2 separate regions of the Homo sapiens genome follow, and region 1 is linked to region 2. A link is an interaction called in ENCODE POLR2A ChIA-PET data of the cell type or tissue named here. Cell type or tissue: K562. All regions are shown on one strand.

What was found. Peaks named below come from ENCODE experiments on the same cell type or tissue, not always from the same donor. Only the 100,000 strongest peaks of a DNase experiment are listed, where the experiment ranks them.
Region 1: POLR2A ChIA-PET joins it to region 2 with 10 read pairs; 2 of 35 experiments call an interaction of 5 or more read pairs at or near these places.

What each region holds. Positions count from the first base shown.
Region 1 is chr5:83,069,023-83,077,022 of GRCh38, reverse strand. The region is part of intron 1 of TMEM167A (transmembrane protein 167A); the gene reads left to right. Among named protein-coding and RNA genes, the nearest start is that of TMEM167A, 4.4 kb to the left of the region's middle. RefSeq lists an enhancer at 1-513. In K562, no CTCF peak of the experiment used is centred here; no DNase peak of the experiment used is centred here; H3K4me3 peaks cover 1,173 bases.
Region 2 is chr5:82,326,552-82,334,551 of GRCh38, reverse strand. No RefSeq gene overlaps it. Among named protein-coding and RNA genes, the nearest start is that of RPS23, 52 kb to the right of the region's middle. In K562, no CTCF peak of the experiment used is centred here; a DNase peak (open chromatin) is centred at 4,951.

The sequences.
Region 1 (8,000 bases), 740 kb before region 2:
TTGAAGCATTAGCGCTTCTCGAGTTTCCGCTTGTTTTGTTGCAACTCCTTATCTCGCCCTAGGGGCTTTACTCTGGTGTTATTGTTTGATTTTTGGGGGGAGTTTCTTTTGGCACCAAACTCCATACCTTCATTTTCATCTGTTTAGTCAGTAGCCTCTCAAGACCCTTCCACCTTCTTCTCTTAACTTTGAAAATGCTGCTTTACAAGCTATAGGTTTTAATAGTTAAGAGTTCTCTGCAAAGGTGGATTGCCCTTCTAGGAGCTTAATGTACTTATTGGAGTGGTGTCTAGCCTCAGGCCTTCCTCCTCTTTTACCTCCAGGTCCATGTGCCAAATGTTATGTATATTTCTGGACAAAGGATGCATGCCTGCAAATAGACCCAAAAACAACTATGACTCCAAAAAGCTTGAGTCTCCATGGTGAAAAATTATGAGCCTATGTTCACAGAAGTTGCTGCAGAATCCCATATAGCAATAATTCATTTTCTTCTCTGGACGAATTTACCACCTGGTGGGAAGATGGCAGTTGAGACTAGGAAGACTGCCACTCTTAATTCTTATACATCTTTCTAGAAACTGAAGTTGAATTCTTCTACTCGTAGTGCAAGTCAAAGATAACTCTTTTTATTATCTCACTGTCAGACTAGCTAAAAATAAGATGCATATACTGTGCTTAAGATCAACAGTATATAAACTATCTTGTCATGCTTGTTTTTCCAAAAGTAGCAAATGCTTTCATTTATTATCACGTCCTATGTACCAGGCTCTTTTCAAAAAATCAGTTTATAAGCATGGAAATATCAAGTTCACAGCAACTTCTGAATAGATGTTTACAAGTGAAAGAAGTGAAACATGAAGAGACTGACTTGCCTCGGATCACACCTAGTAGATTGTAAAGCCAGTACTCAAACTTATTTTAATGTCCAGGTCCCCGAAATCTTCATGCTGTTATCGATAGAAACACAACATAACTAAGGATGAAATAAGACTTAGTGATTTGTTTCTTATAAATATAAGTACATAAATTAGACATAGGTGGAAAACGGAAACAACTGGCAGGTGGTTTTTTATTCCTGTGAGCTTGGGATGTCAAAAGTACATTGTTTGCAGAGCTACGAAGTGAGGTTTCAAGAAGGCTAACTTAGCAGCTTAAGAAATGGATTAGTGTCTCAGTATCTTTGAGTTCGCATCTAAACTTAGTTTATTTGTGAGGTAACCCAATGGTAATGACTTAATAAACCTGAATTACTGTATTTTAATGATTTTTTTTTTTTTTGAGATGGAGTCTCCCTCTGTTGCCCAGGCTGGAGTGCAGTGGCATAATCTCAGCTCACTGCAACCTCTGCTTCCTGGGTTCAAGCAATTCTCCTGCCTCAGCCTCCCGAGTAGCTGGGACTACAGGCGTGCACAACCACGCCTGGCTAATTTTTGTATTTTTAGTAGAGACGAGGTTTCACCATGTTGGCCAAGATGGTCTCGATCTCTTGACCTCGTGATCCTCCCACCTCAGCCTCCCAAAGTGCTGGGATTACAGGCGTGAGCCACCGTCCCCAGCCAAGAATCTTTTTAAAAAGCATTTCAAGGATAAAATGTTTATCAGCAGTAATAATTTACAACTGTCAGCATGAACAGTAATTGTAGCACTTGTGAATTAATACTTTTAAAGAATTTCAGAATGCCTTGTTCCCCCCAACACCTAACATCCTTCAACATTTCTCTCATGTCTCATCTCTTTCCAAAAAGCCTCCCTTAACCCCTTCTATTTTCTTCTACTCTCTTTAGGTATCTATAGGGATATTCCTAGTTCATATGTATACTTCCAGTATCCCTCTAGCATAACCCTTTTCACAGAAAACAGCAATAAGGTGTTGCCTGCATTTCTCCCTCTCTAGGCAGAATTCTTAAAGACTAGGTATTTTAATCTCTACAGTCACAGTGCCAGCTGGAGTTATTACTCCATTAAGAGTCTGGGCCTGTAATCTCAGCACTTTGGGAGGCCAAGGTGGGTAGATCAACTGAGGTCGGGAGTTGGAGACCAGCCTGACCAGTGTGGAGAAACCCCATCTCTACTAAAAATAAAAAATTAGCCGGGCGTGGTGGCACATGCCTGTAATCCCAGCTACTTGGGAGGCTGAGGCAGGAGAATCACTTGAACCCAGGAGGTGGAGGTTGCGGTGTGTCGAGATTGTGCCATTGCACTCCAGCCTGGACAACAAGAGCGAAACTCCATCTCAAAAAAAAAAAAAGAGTCTGGGGATACAAACATGCTCAGTGTCTTCAAGGATTTCACAGTCCAGTGGGGGAAATTATTAAATAAGTAAATTCCATCTGTTGTCTGCTATGTTGTAGCAAGACAACACATGTAGTAGAGAGAGCATGGGTTTAGACTGAGCCAAACAGAGTTAGAATCATTTCCAGTTCCGAACCTTTACTTGGTTAACTCTAAGGGAGTTTATTTTCATGTCTTTTTCTTGGTGCACTAAATGATTTTCACAAACTCTGCAAAGCAGGAATGATTGCCCACATTTCATAATTAAACTGAGTCTCCAGAGAATAGATGTGAAGTATTTTCTCTCCTCTTATAGCAGAAGATATGTAGAAAATCATTAAACACAGTGGAAGGAGTAGTACTGGCTGGGAACTGCTTGAGAGATGTCCCCAAGAAAGAAGTAATTCTCTCTCACCTGTACTTTAAAGAGTATTAGGGAAGGAGTCATTAGCTAGAGGTGGGACAGCAATCTCTATCCCGTAGATAAAGGAAATGGCAGTTATGGGAACAAAAGGCATGAAGTTCAATAGTTGCATGGAGCCTTAATGTGGCAGGAATAAAAAGAAGTCAAGTATAGTGGACTGGTGATAGATGAGGCTAGAAAGATTGGGGCCAGATTTTGAAGAGCTTTGTGCCATGCCAAAGACTTTATATTTTGATGATGTTTAATTGCTTACTTGATAAAGGCTTTGGAGCAGGGAAATAAAAGGTGTGCATTTTAGAAAACCAACTGGTAACAACATAGAGTATATTTAAATGGAGGAAGATTAGAATCTGGGAGACCAGCTTGAAAACAAGTGCTGTAGTTCAGGTATACAATGATTGAATGTCTCAACTCTGATGAGCAGTTGGGTTGAAAGGAAAGGAAAACTAGGAAAATCGTTTTGAAGATACTTAATGAAGGGTGATGAAGCACAGCTCCAGCTTGGATGATTTATTGGATGGGAAAGAAATACAGCAGATCCTCAATAACGTGTATGAGGAAGAAACTCCATTCCCAATTGCACGTTGTCTTCATGTCTGTTCTTCCCATGTCTGCATGGATTTTCTCTTGGTACTCCAGTTCCCTTCTACATCCCAGAGATATATACAATGGGTTTGTTGAGGTGTCTACACTCTCCCAGTTTGAGTGCTCTGCACTGGAATGATGTCCTATACTCCAGGCTACTGGGATGGCTCCCGGCACCGTCAACACTGAACTGAAATAGCAAATAGCCAGCTATCTTACTTGTTTTTATTAATCTTTCTTAAGTGGATGTATAACTCACATTTACTTCAGTGTTGAATATTAGAAGGGTTTTGATATTGATTTGGAAGTTTGGTGATGCTTTTGTGACTAGAAATATGCCATCGGAACTTAACTCTTGTTTATATCAATTCGCCTATGGTAAATTTTTTTTGTTATATATCTTTTGGCTTAAAGTTGCATTTTCCAAGGACCTGTGGATGACGTTAAGTGAGGGCTTACTGTTTTCGTTAAGCACCTACTCTGACAGGTGTTTTATTTTACATACAAGGTTTTATTAAAGTCGTATTATTGGCCACATTTTTCATATGAAGAAACAGATGCGGAGAGCCAAGTGTCTTGCCCAACATCACACTGCTTATAAATAGCAGAGCTAAGATTTAAACGGAACCAATTTGTCACGAAATGCTGTGCCCTTTCAACTATGCAACAATACCATTAATTGCACAAAAATATTAAGAAAAGCAAATTTTTTATGTCAGGAGTGGGTGAGGAGGTAGCAGTTCAGATAATTCTGTTGCTAATATTGCTTTTGCATCATCCATGAAAATGGCATCACAGTTAAAAGGCAAGTATCTTAGTATTATAAAAATAGTTCTGATCTTATGAACCCATGAAAGGGTTCCATGAACCACACCTTTGATAACCACTTCATTAGGCTAATAGGAATCTGATGTGGGTGCTGATCTTCTCTAGCAAAGCTTTTGAATACTGATTGCAAAGAAAAACTTCCAGGAGGCTGAGGCAGGCATTCGAGACTAGCCTGACCAACATGGTGAAACCCCATTTCTACTAAAAATACAAAAAAAACTAGCCGGGCTTGGTGGCGTGCACCTGTAGTCCCAGCTGCTCGGGAGGCTGAGGCAGGATAATTGCTTGAACCCAAGGGGTGGAGGTTGCAATGAGCCGAGATCATGCCACTGCACTCCAGTCTGGGCAACAGAGTGAGACTCCATCTCAAAAAAAAGCTTTCAGGGAATTTTAAGAAACTGTAGGTGCCCAGACCAGTTAAATCCAAATTTCTGGGCAATGATGGCTTTTTAAGCTCCAAGTGGTTCTAATAAGCAGTTAGATTTCATACCATATGATAGGACATTTTATCAGTTTTTGTTTTTTTCTTGATTGCAAGGTCAGAGGACTTTACAGCAGGCTTTGCTCTTTTCCTTCAGAATACTGTCTCTTGTCCAACCTTTTTATCAAAGACATATATGGAGCATTTATTCTAATTTTTTTTCACTCTACCATTTATCATTGTTTTGCGTATGCCTTCTCTAACTCTTGACACCCTTTTGCCTTATCTTTAGATCTGAGGTTTATATAAAATAGCTCCAAAACAAAGCAGCACAAACAGCAAATTAATTGTAGGTACCATGATAATGAGATGAAAATAACTACAAAATCAGTGTTGCCAGTGGAAAACAGAGTTCAAGCGCTTCTACTCTGTACTGTAGTTTTACTCATCATATCCATGAAAGTTGTTAAATGGAAAGTATTAAGTAGAAAATGTCTCTGTACATTTTTAAAATATGACTGGTGAGAACAAATGGTTGTTTAATCCAGCCCCCACATTTTACAAATGAAATGAAACTGACAAGTGGAGATGTGAGATGTTGATTCACCTAAGGTCAAATTTTTATACTTGGATTACTTCATTAACCCAAATATTTTGTGGCCACTGTTGCTGAGAAGAGATGGGTGATGGGTTCATATCTAAATATTAATCAAGCCTGATTTCTTGCTCTCAAATTAAACTGAGGTTACTTGCCTATTTGGTGCAATATCATCACCCTACCACGTGATAAGCAACAAAGTTTAAATTTATACGCTAATAATGCCAAAAGAAAATGTTGATAATTTTTATGTATTAGTGGAAATCTTTTCAACCAATTCTGGTCACTTTTTTTGGGCAAATTATATATATGTGTGTTTGTGCATTCATATGCAGGCTAACATTCTTGCATTTTCATGTTTTGCATTTTAAGAGACTAGTTGGAAAATGCTGACCTGACCTAGATTTTCTGAATGATAAATGCTGACCCACTTTTCTAATGCTGAATAATTTTGATCACAATTAGGTCAGGAGTGTCATTTCTGTGTTCCCTTCCACCCCCAAAAAGGGATAAACTAGTTTCATGTAAAAGAAGTAAGTATTAATACAAGTAAAATTGTTACTATTTGGAGTTTTTAAATGTTGTCTTTTATATTAATTTTTGTTTTAAAGCTGGAGGAATTAGTATGTCAGTAAAAATTTATTCCCCATATAGGAGGCAGTCAACATTTGAAGCTTCAACACAGTGTTATGTATAAATAAGCCCCTTAATCAACAAATTTGCTAAACAATTTGTTTAGTGCCCAAGTGATCCAAGACTAATAAAAGTACTGTAGATTTAGTCACCCCTTTCTGCAGATTAAGTATGCTTAATAACCAGTCATTAAGCACTCTAGCCACAGCTTGTTTAGCATATTGATGTGTATATTTCTTCTGCTTTTCTCATTGTTTCTTTCTTTTTGCATTTTTATATTGCTTGGATAATTCCTTTTTTCCTTCTTCTATTCCTAATGTTTTCAGTGGTTTCTTTTTAAGATTTCTTATTTGAAAGTTTTGTTAATAAATACCTTGAGCTCTTAGACTTAGAAGTATTTTATTCGTCTTTTTTAAAAATCTCCTATATTGAATTCTTACTTATAATCAGAGTTAATGAATATAATTTTAGTGTTCAGAAATGACTCTGAAAATGAGAAATTTCATCTTAATAAATAAAATGATTTTAAAAATCTAAAAACTAATTTTTCAAATAGACTTGAAAATAGAACATTTTTTAGAGGTTTGTCAACATTGTAAGTAATTTCATGTCTAGACCCCTTCCTTAGCTTTGTATTGACCTTGCATCTATTCATTGATTAATTATTGCATCTCCTGTAGTGGTGGCCAAATAAAGTCTGTGAATTATTTTTATTATTTCAAAACACCTAACCAAATGTGATTTACTTCAAAATGATCAAATAAAGTAACTGACTCAAGTTTATATCCTTCCGGTTTGGGTAAATTAACTCAGTTCAATAACACTAGTTGTTTCAAGCATATCAAAAGATCTTATTGATTATGAGTTGTCAGATAAGTCTACAATGCAGAGGGTTAGTAAAAGAGCCCTTGATGACAAATCGTTTGGAGGCCTCCATTGCCATGTTTTAGAAGAATGACATAGCTCTCAGAGTAATGGTCAAGATAACCTGCGTACTCAGTCTTACAGAACCTGCGTACTCAGTCGTACAGATCTTTTGAAAGTGTATATCTCTTAAGAATTAAAAGAAGTCAGAAGAACACACACTTTCCAGTGTGCAAGCACCTTCAAAGCTTGCTGCTTGATAGAATAGAAAATCTGAATTCCAGGAGGTGATAGAAGATGTGGATACTGAATGGAAATTACCTCAGGTCTTTATTTTACCCTACAGCCTAGGTCCTTAACATAAATATAAGGAAATTTGCATCTTTCTACTTGATTTTCCAAAATATTCTTGAGAAGTAAGCATATATGCAAAGCCATACATGGAGGTTTCTCTTGAAGAGTTAACAAAATACTGTATTCAGCAATCTGATCTACACTGGTTTTTGAATGTGTATTTTTTCTTTGGAATCCAAGTATGCTCTTGGATTTGTTAAAATGTTCATTATTGCCAGTTGCGTTCAAGTTCCTGTTCATTTGACACTTTTCAGTGACTTCTCTGTGTACTATATTTTAATAGTCACAGGGGATTGATGAAAACCTCAATAGAATAGACAATCACAGTACAGTATGATGTGTTCTATAACATACACATTGTTATGTGTATGTATTATGCACATACAAAAATCCTGACTCTGCTTGGTATAGTGAGTGGGAACAGGAAAGACATCAGAGGAGGTGAATCTTGAGTTGAGATTGGACGCATGAGTCAGTTCACCAAGCAGGCAAGAACAGATAGCATGTGCAAAACTCAATAGAGTACCTTGGAAAAGGTTTCATGACTTAAAGGCCCTGAAAAAAATTAAACAAGGTAAATGAATTTGACTTACCACCTTTTAATCATCTTTTCCTCTGTTTTGTGATTAAATATGCTTACCTTTTCTTAGATTCCTCCTTTCCCTTTTAATAACATTTTTCTGTTGAAAATTGCAATTATTTTTTCACTGAAGAGGAACATCTGTTTCCTTTAACCCTGAGACTAAAATTTTATGTCACCAGACAACAGATGCTAAGCATTAAGGGGAATGCTATAGGTGGCAGGCTAATGTCCGTAAGTTAGAAACACACTTTTGACCAGAGTCTGAGTACATCTAAAAGACTTACCACCTAAGATTATTTGTTTTAAACTTTAGAGGCTTTAAACCCCCAGAACAAAGTTGTATATATCATATATTTCATACTTGTAAATGGTTTTCTTTTGTAAATGGCTTCACACACAAACGTATATACACACTCTACTTTCCTAATAGGCATGTTTT
Region 2 (8,000 bases):
GAGCCTTTAAGAAGCGGGAGATAACCTTAGAGCTCAGTTGGCATCCGAAGGCAGGAAAATATGTAGGCAAACTGCCTAATTGACAAGTTGTAAACCAGGATTACGATGCTGTAATACAACTGAATGGCTCATAGATTCATGGAATGTCAGAATTCCAAGGCAATTGGAGATGTGATGTTCAATAAGAGTGAGTGATTATCCCACCAGACCCTGAGGCAAGACCTGCATTTGAATTTCCTCACCAACGTGTCTCAGCACCTACCAGAGTATCTGGCACATAGTAGGTGCTCAAGGTGCATTTGTTAAATACATGACAAATAAATGAGTAAATAAATTAATTTAACAGCACTTCTTCCAGATGTCTGTTTTAAGGATGACAAATGCTCTATAGCATTAATAACAGACACTGCATGCTTGCTTTGTCTCACAGCATTTGAAGTCTTAGATACCATAAAACTAATTTAAATGGTTTGTCTATTTTCTCACACTTCTAATATCAAATTTTTAGTGTTCCTAAGCCCCCAAAAATGCTGAGATTGTGAAATCAGCTCCAGCAAGAAGTTATTAAAAAAATATATAACAACAGAGCTATGGGAATCTGCATGAATTTATAGGCACAAAGCCTGAAGTCAAGAGTATGCATGATATGTTAACCAAATGTATGAATATTAATACAATACATAATTAATTTAATATGTGCACTAATATTTAGATGCTATTATGCTACACAGGCATTTGATAATTCCTGACAACATAATTGATATCACCTTGACATTAATAAGAGGACGTTAAGCTTATAAAAAATTGTGAGTTGGTCAATGTTTATGTACTGTTCATTTCTTTAAATTTGTTATAAAAGCAAAGATGTCCTATAGGAAAAATAAGAATTATGAGGTGATTAAAAACAGAAATTGGGCATTTTTATATCTGTAAGTGAAATATATATCTCTATTTCAAAATCCAGGTTTTGACTTCATGTTCACTAAAGAAAAAAGAGGGGAATTTTAGCAATTATCCAGATATTTCAAAAGGGGAAAGATATTTTCACTTATTCCACCAGAAATTCCATACAAAACAAAGGGCTGGCATGTTCCACATGATCTGGGCAAAGCCCATTTTCTTCTAAAAATTTGGTAGTTACATGTAATGAGTAATTTTTGTTCCACGGGAAAACTTAGTTTTATTGTGATTCACTGGTCAGCTATGGAGAACATTTATTATAAAATGGGTTATATTTTATTATATTACTCATTGAAAATAAAAGAATATACAAAATAAATATGTTGATCTAGAGAGAAGAAAAAGCATTGTTTATTCACCAAAATATTAAATAATAAACATATATCTTTCACTCTAAATACAAACGAATCTGACTAGATACAAAATGCCTATTCTACTCATGGTAACTGTCACATGGACTTTGAGAAATTAAACATCCACATGATGGGAGATAAGGCTGGCTTCATCCTGTTCTAAATCAAGTACTAGCTCATGGAAAAGCAATGAATCACTAGTTTTCTTTGAGTGAGGAAGAAACAGATTGTGTGTGTTAATCCATCTACTTAAAATGGAAATATTTTGAAGATTTTAAAAAGGAACTCTGGATCCCAACAAATAAATGCAGATTTGGGAGAGTCATTTATTAAAAAAAAAAAAAAAATGGGTGTGTCTACATTTTCCCTACTGATGACTGCAAGCAATTAGGTAACATAATGGGCAAAACTTGTTAGTAGGATAGAACTGGAAACAAATTATTTTTTCTGTCAAGTTTTCTATTGGAAATATTAAGGAACAACTGATGTCTCTTGGAAAAAACTGAAGACAACACCCTCTTTGGCAATCAGCTGTGGGTTTTCTTTGGTCTGATTTTCCCTGTTTTCCATGGCAAACAGGATTTACTTGAAGATGCCTGTCTCTGATCTGCCTGGCTGTTTTCCATGGGAGTCAGAGCTCCCTGTCTGGTGATGAGTTTGCTTTCTCACAAGTGGAGATGATACCCTGAGACCTACGAGACCCGCTGCCCAAGGGCAGTGAGCATCCTAAACAGATGAACCAGAGAAAGAGAAAATGTTCTCCATAACCAAAAGCAAATGCAGAAAGCCAGGAGGAAAGAGAAACTCTTGGTTCCAAGGACATAGACATTGTTTCTGAGAACATCTGCTGCCTTGTGAAGAGTGTATCATGGAGAACACAATCTTTTTGTCTCAATGGGCATGTCACAAGGCCTACAAAGCAAAGCCCCAGAGAAGCTGTATTAAGAAACAGTGCAGGAGCCTAATTCGTTTTCTATTTTGACATTCAAAAAAAACAAATGTGGCTGTTTGGTAAAACTCTCCTGACTACAAAGGAACCATCTGGGACTAATTATGATATCTAGCCTTATTTAAAACCATCATTTCATTCTGTATTTTGAGTTCCTCTAATGTAGCTAATTAGGGTTTCTCCCAACCCTACTATAATCCCATATATATTATTATATTATAGGGGAGATATATATATATTTGGAGGCATATATATATATTCCAAAGCTTTTGAAGAATTGTGCCAGGATTACTTCTATTAGTAGCAAAGAGTTAGAGTTTTCCAGCAATTCTTTTTTAACTGAAAGTCATTTTCTAAGTTTTCTTCAACAGATAAGAGTAATAGCTCCAGGACAAATTAGTGGCTTACACCATTGGAGCATCACATCTGGAGACCATGACTGCAGTGCACTTGTGTCTCTGTCAGCATGTGAGTTGTTTGCAATAGGACACATTACTGATCCAGAATAAGCGTAGCCCCGCCCCTTCGGGTCTATAGAAAACCCCCAGGGGAGCCGTGAGACCATAAAGAGCTTACCTTCCCCCCAAAAGGTTAGAGACTAAACTACATTGAATAAGCCCTTTCTCTTGCAGGCTACTGGCTAGAAGTAGATGGCTCTGTGGTGGCATCTTTCCCACTCAGCTATACTTCAAATCATTTTTTGAAAGAATATCTTTAAAGAGGCCTCAGAGTTCTCTAAAGTCCTTCTACTGCTTTCTTTCAATTGCTAACTAGAAACTGAATTTAGAAAGGAGATAACAGGAGTTTTGGGGGATCTCTCTTAAACCACAAGGAAAGGCAAGACACCTACTGAAAGAGTAGGAAGCTATCATCCTGGTTTATTACAGAGTAGTTTCCTTTTCCCACAAATAACTCTAGTCAACATGCTGAGAACCACCTCAGGACCACGACATTTGGGCATAGGTCTTTTGATTCCACCCTTCTTTCCTGCTGGCCATTTCCCTACCCCAGCTTGGGGCAGAGCCAGGAAGAAGAGAAAGAAGAACAACTTGACTGCATGTGGATTTTCTGGCAAAAGTTTAGTGAAGGACAAAGTTCAACCTAATTTCTAAAATAAATTTTTCAAGTGTTATTGGTACAAACTCAGTCTGTTCCCCATTACCACAGAAACCAAGAATTAACTATAATTTTGCTTCTATTTGATTCCCTGTAAGGACAAAACCACACTTTTAATGCCAACACATGCACAGTCTAACATTACAGTAAACGTTTTTCTGACGCATTTACAGATTGACAAAAAGAGAGAGAGAGAAAGAAATAAACTAAAACATTTGGCTAGGGCTTAGTTACTTCATTGAAAATCAGTAATATTTCAGAAAGTGGTACAATGTAGAAATTACTAAATCCATTCTTTAAAGACCCTCAGGTTAGAGTCTGAATTACTAGAAAAAGAAAGAAATGCAAATTGTTTATTATTTTCACATGTACAGTAAATTCAAAAAATTGTACTTCTTTTGAGAACCATATGGGACAGGCTTTCTTTTCATCAGGAGTGGTTTTGCTTGTTATGCCAAGAGCTAAAAAGATGTTTTTAATAACCAACGCCAGTTTGTTATACAATCTGTCTGGATTTAGCTTGTAGGAGAGATGAAGATCACTTGGGTAGAAAATAGAGGGTGATGGGGGAGTTGCCTGAGATGATAGAAAAGTAGTGCAAAATACACAAAGATGATGATAAAAGATGATTCTAAAGGTAATCAGCTTAACTTGTGGTTGGTAGAACTCCTGCATAGTTCATTGAGGAACCGTAGGAGGTGACTGGGGCTCCTTTTGTCAATGTGATCAAGTTCTTTATGGGGAGAGTGTAAAAATAAATTGTGTGCTGGCAGGCATGTCCCTTAAATACCTAAGTTTGGTGCAAGTGAGGAATTCACCCAACAACAGCCTCAGAGGATCTCAGAGAACCTGACTCCTCTTTAAACGTGGCTTTGGACAAAGGGAAGGCCAGCACCCTGTCTCAGATTAGGAAAAAAGAGTTATAAGAAATGAGAATGATCTTGAGAGGGTCGCCCATGTGTGTTTCACTAGACCAGAATTTCAAAAAAAGATTCACCAAAAACAAGTACCATGGCAGGATGAAGTTGTCACGGTCCATGATGAAATCAGAAAATTAAGGAAAGTATAGCGCATGTTTCATAAAATTAAACAACTTTGTATTAAGAGCTAGTCTTTTATTGTAAGGTATATCCTTCCTGTATTTCTCAAGTTAGAATATGCTTTATTACATTAGATTGAATCAAAGGAAACTGCCAATATTCAACTGCTTTTGAGCTACAAAAACAACAGTTTGCTAGCATTCAACCTAACATTCAATGATGACAATTGGATATGGGAGATTCTAATGGCCTTATGTGGCAAAATATAGAGCTGGTAACCATACATCAGTATCTAGATTTGGTTTTGAAAGTTGTTTGGTCCATAAAATCCAGAAGAATAGTCATAAATATATATTGCCACTAAAGGTCATCTTAACCGGCAGACTTCTAGATTTTGATTGTGGTAAAATGAAACAACGCCCTCCCCTCCCCCGACCCCTGCCAAAGAAAAAGGAAGATAGACCCAGCCGTGAAACAGAATGTCATGGTCATTGTTGGAAGCAACTCTATAAGAAGGAGAGGGTATAATTCCTTTATCTTGGGACACCAGGAGCACCAGAAAGATATGAAACAGCCCTGAGCTAGTGTCTTCCCCATCCCCCGCCCCAGCCTGTTAGCTCAAAGAAAAAGGAATTTACTGCTTACCCGCATTCATTTTCCTCCAATGGAAGGCACAGAAGCTGATTGGCCACTAGACAGCAAAGGTAAAACTCTACTGGTGACTGGGTAGAAAAGAAGTTCCAGAAACTCAACAATGTGGCTTCTGCCAACAGTAGACATGAAGAAAAGCAATACAGCCTTCTGGTTCTTATAAAAGAGGAATATCCAATGCCAAGATGAGGGCATTTTTATTGACCTTGCCAATCACTGCTCAGGCACACCTGACTGACCACAGTGGGCCAATGGGATTCCCTCTGAGTGGGAATTTGGATTTGTGGGAGGTGAGCTGGAAGGCCCTGCAGAGACTAAGGCTGCCATTTTAGAATGAGCACAATGAGCCCATGTGCAGGCAGAGAGCTGCCCAGACCAGCTAGGTCGTGGAGACCCTAACCCAGCGGCACTAGAGGAATTAAAGACACACACATGGAAATATAGAGTACAGAGTGGGAATCAGGGGGCTGACAGCCTTCAGAGCTGAGAGCCACGAACAGAGTTTTACCCACATATTTATTGACAGCAAGCCAGTGATAAGCATTGTTTCTATAAATCATAGATTAACTAAAACAGGAAACAAAGGGATGGGCTCTGGATAGTTATCTGCAGCAGGAACATGTCCTTAAGGCACAGATCCCTCATGCTATTGTTTGTGGTTCAGGAACACCTTAAGCAGTTTTCCGTCCTGGGTGGGCCAGGTGTTCCTTGCCCTCATTCTGGTAAACCAACAACCTTCAGCATGGGCGTCATAGCCATCATGAGCATGTCACAGTGCTGCAGAGATTTTGTTTATGGCCAGTTTTGGGGCCTGTTTATGGCCAGATTTGGGGACCTGTTCCTAACAGAGAGCTGAAGAGAGGAAGCAAACATGCAAAAGCCATGAGAGATCTTATGCCAAAGAGAAATAGATGGGAAGACACCAAGGCAGAGAAAGTAGCACCCTTCATTCCAGACTGTATTCCAAATCCACATCCAGTCATTCAAGAAGACCTAGCTGGGTCTTGGGATCCAGACCTTGAGATCCATGAGATACCCTGAGACTAATTTTTCTTTACATAGGTGAGCTGGAAGAGGTGGGGGAGGGGTTGTCTTAATTTTACAAACAAAAGATCCTTGCTAAATTGTAAGTTTGTAAGTGATCTATAATATTTAGCAGGAGAAGAAATGAGATTGTAAGTAGAACTGGCCAAAAGTTATAGCAACCTGACTCCCATAACCAGGCTTCATGAATCTGAGACTTAAGGGATGGAAATAGAAGTAACCCTCTCACTAATACCCTGATGATTCACTAGCAAAGGTTTTGCTTCCCATACTTGCAACTTTTGGCTTGGCTGGTTTTGATTTCTTAGTTACAAAGAAAGAGGAATGCTTCCACCAAGAGACAAAACAACAATTCCATTCAACTGGAAGTTGAGACTGCCACATAGCCACTTTAGGGTCCTCACAGCTGTGAATCCACAGGCAAAGGACTTATGTCAGTGGTTCCCAACTGGGAGTGGTTTTTGTCTCCCAGAGGACATTTGCAGTGCCTGAGAACATTTTTGTTCATCACAACTGGAGGAGGGGATGCTCCTAGGTATTGGGTATCTAGTGGTAGAGGTCAAGGATGCTGCTAAATATCCTACTATGCACAGGATGTCCTTGCCCTCCCCCACTTTACATCCCCTCCCTCCCTTCCAAAAGGCCTGCACTGCAGACATCAAATTCTAGTGTAAGACGTGAAGATAGGTTCACAGAGACTATTGAACCAGCTACTACAATTGTGTATAATGTTAAATCTCTATTCCAAAATTAATATATATAGTTCAGCCATTGTGGAAAGCAATTTGGAGATTTCTCAAAGAACTAAGAGTTGAACTATCATTTGGCCCAGCAAATGGGCATATACCCAATGGAAAATAAATTGTTCTACCAAAAAGACACCTGTACTTGTATATTCATCACAACACTATCACAATAGCAAAAACGTGGAATCAACCTAGGTGTCTATCAGTGGTGAACTGAATAAAGAAAATGTGGTACATATACACCATGGGATACTACACAGCCATACAAAAGAATGAAGCCACATCCTTTGCAGCAACATGGATGCAGCTGGACAGCATTATCCTGAAGGAATTCATGCAGGAACCAAAAACCAAATACCACATGTTCTCACTTATAAGTGGGAGCTAAACAAGGACACAAAGATGAGAACAATAGACAGTGGCGACTACTGCAGGGGAGGGGAGTGAGGGTTCGAAGACTATCAGGTACTATGCATTATGCTCACTACCTGGGTGACGGGATCATTCATACATCAAACCCCACAACACGCAATTTACCCATGTAACAAACCTGCACATGTACTCTCTGAATCTAAAATAAAAGTTGATATAAAAAATAATGCACACACACACACACACACACACACACACATTTATACAGGCTCCTTCCATGGCCCTGGAAGGGTCCCTAGCATTATGATCTTTTTGGAAAAGTCTTGAAAATAAGCTATTTTGAACACAGTCAGTCAACTTTCAAAATTATTTTGAATACAGTCAACTTTCAAAATTTGTAACTAGTTGTGATTTGTTTCTCTTTCTTAACAGAGAATCACCTTCATACCTAGTTTATACTCATAATTTCATATTCATTCTCCTAGAGAGGGCCTTCTATAGGAAGGAAAATAATCTATGCTTCAAAATCTGCATCTGGCCCTGCAGAGCTCTAGCTGCACTTGAGGTCAGTTCAGAGCTGATACCCCAGAAAACAAATCAAATGACCCTTTTGCAACTGTAGGATGAAATAGATGCAAACTACAGAGGAACGAAGAAAACAAGTCCTGAGTTCTGACCTCAGGCATTTAAACATGAAGTGAATTCCGCCAATGTAGTCTTCATTGTAGTTTGTATTACAAAAATACCACTCTAAGAAGAAGGGCTGTCC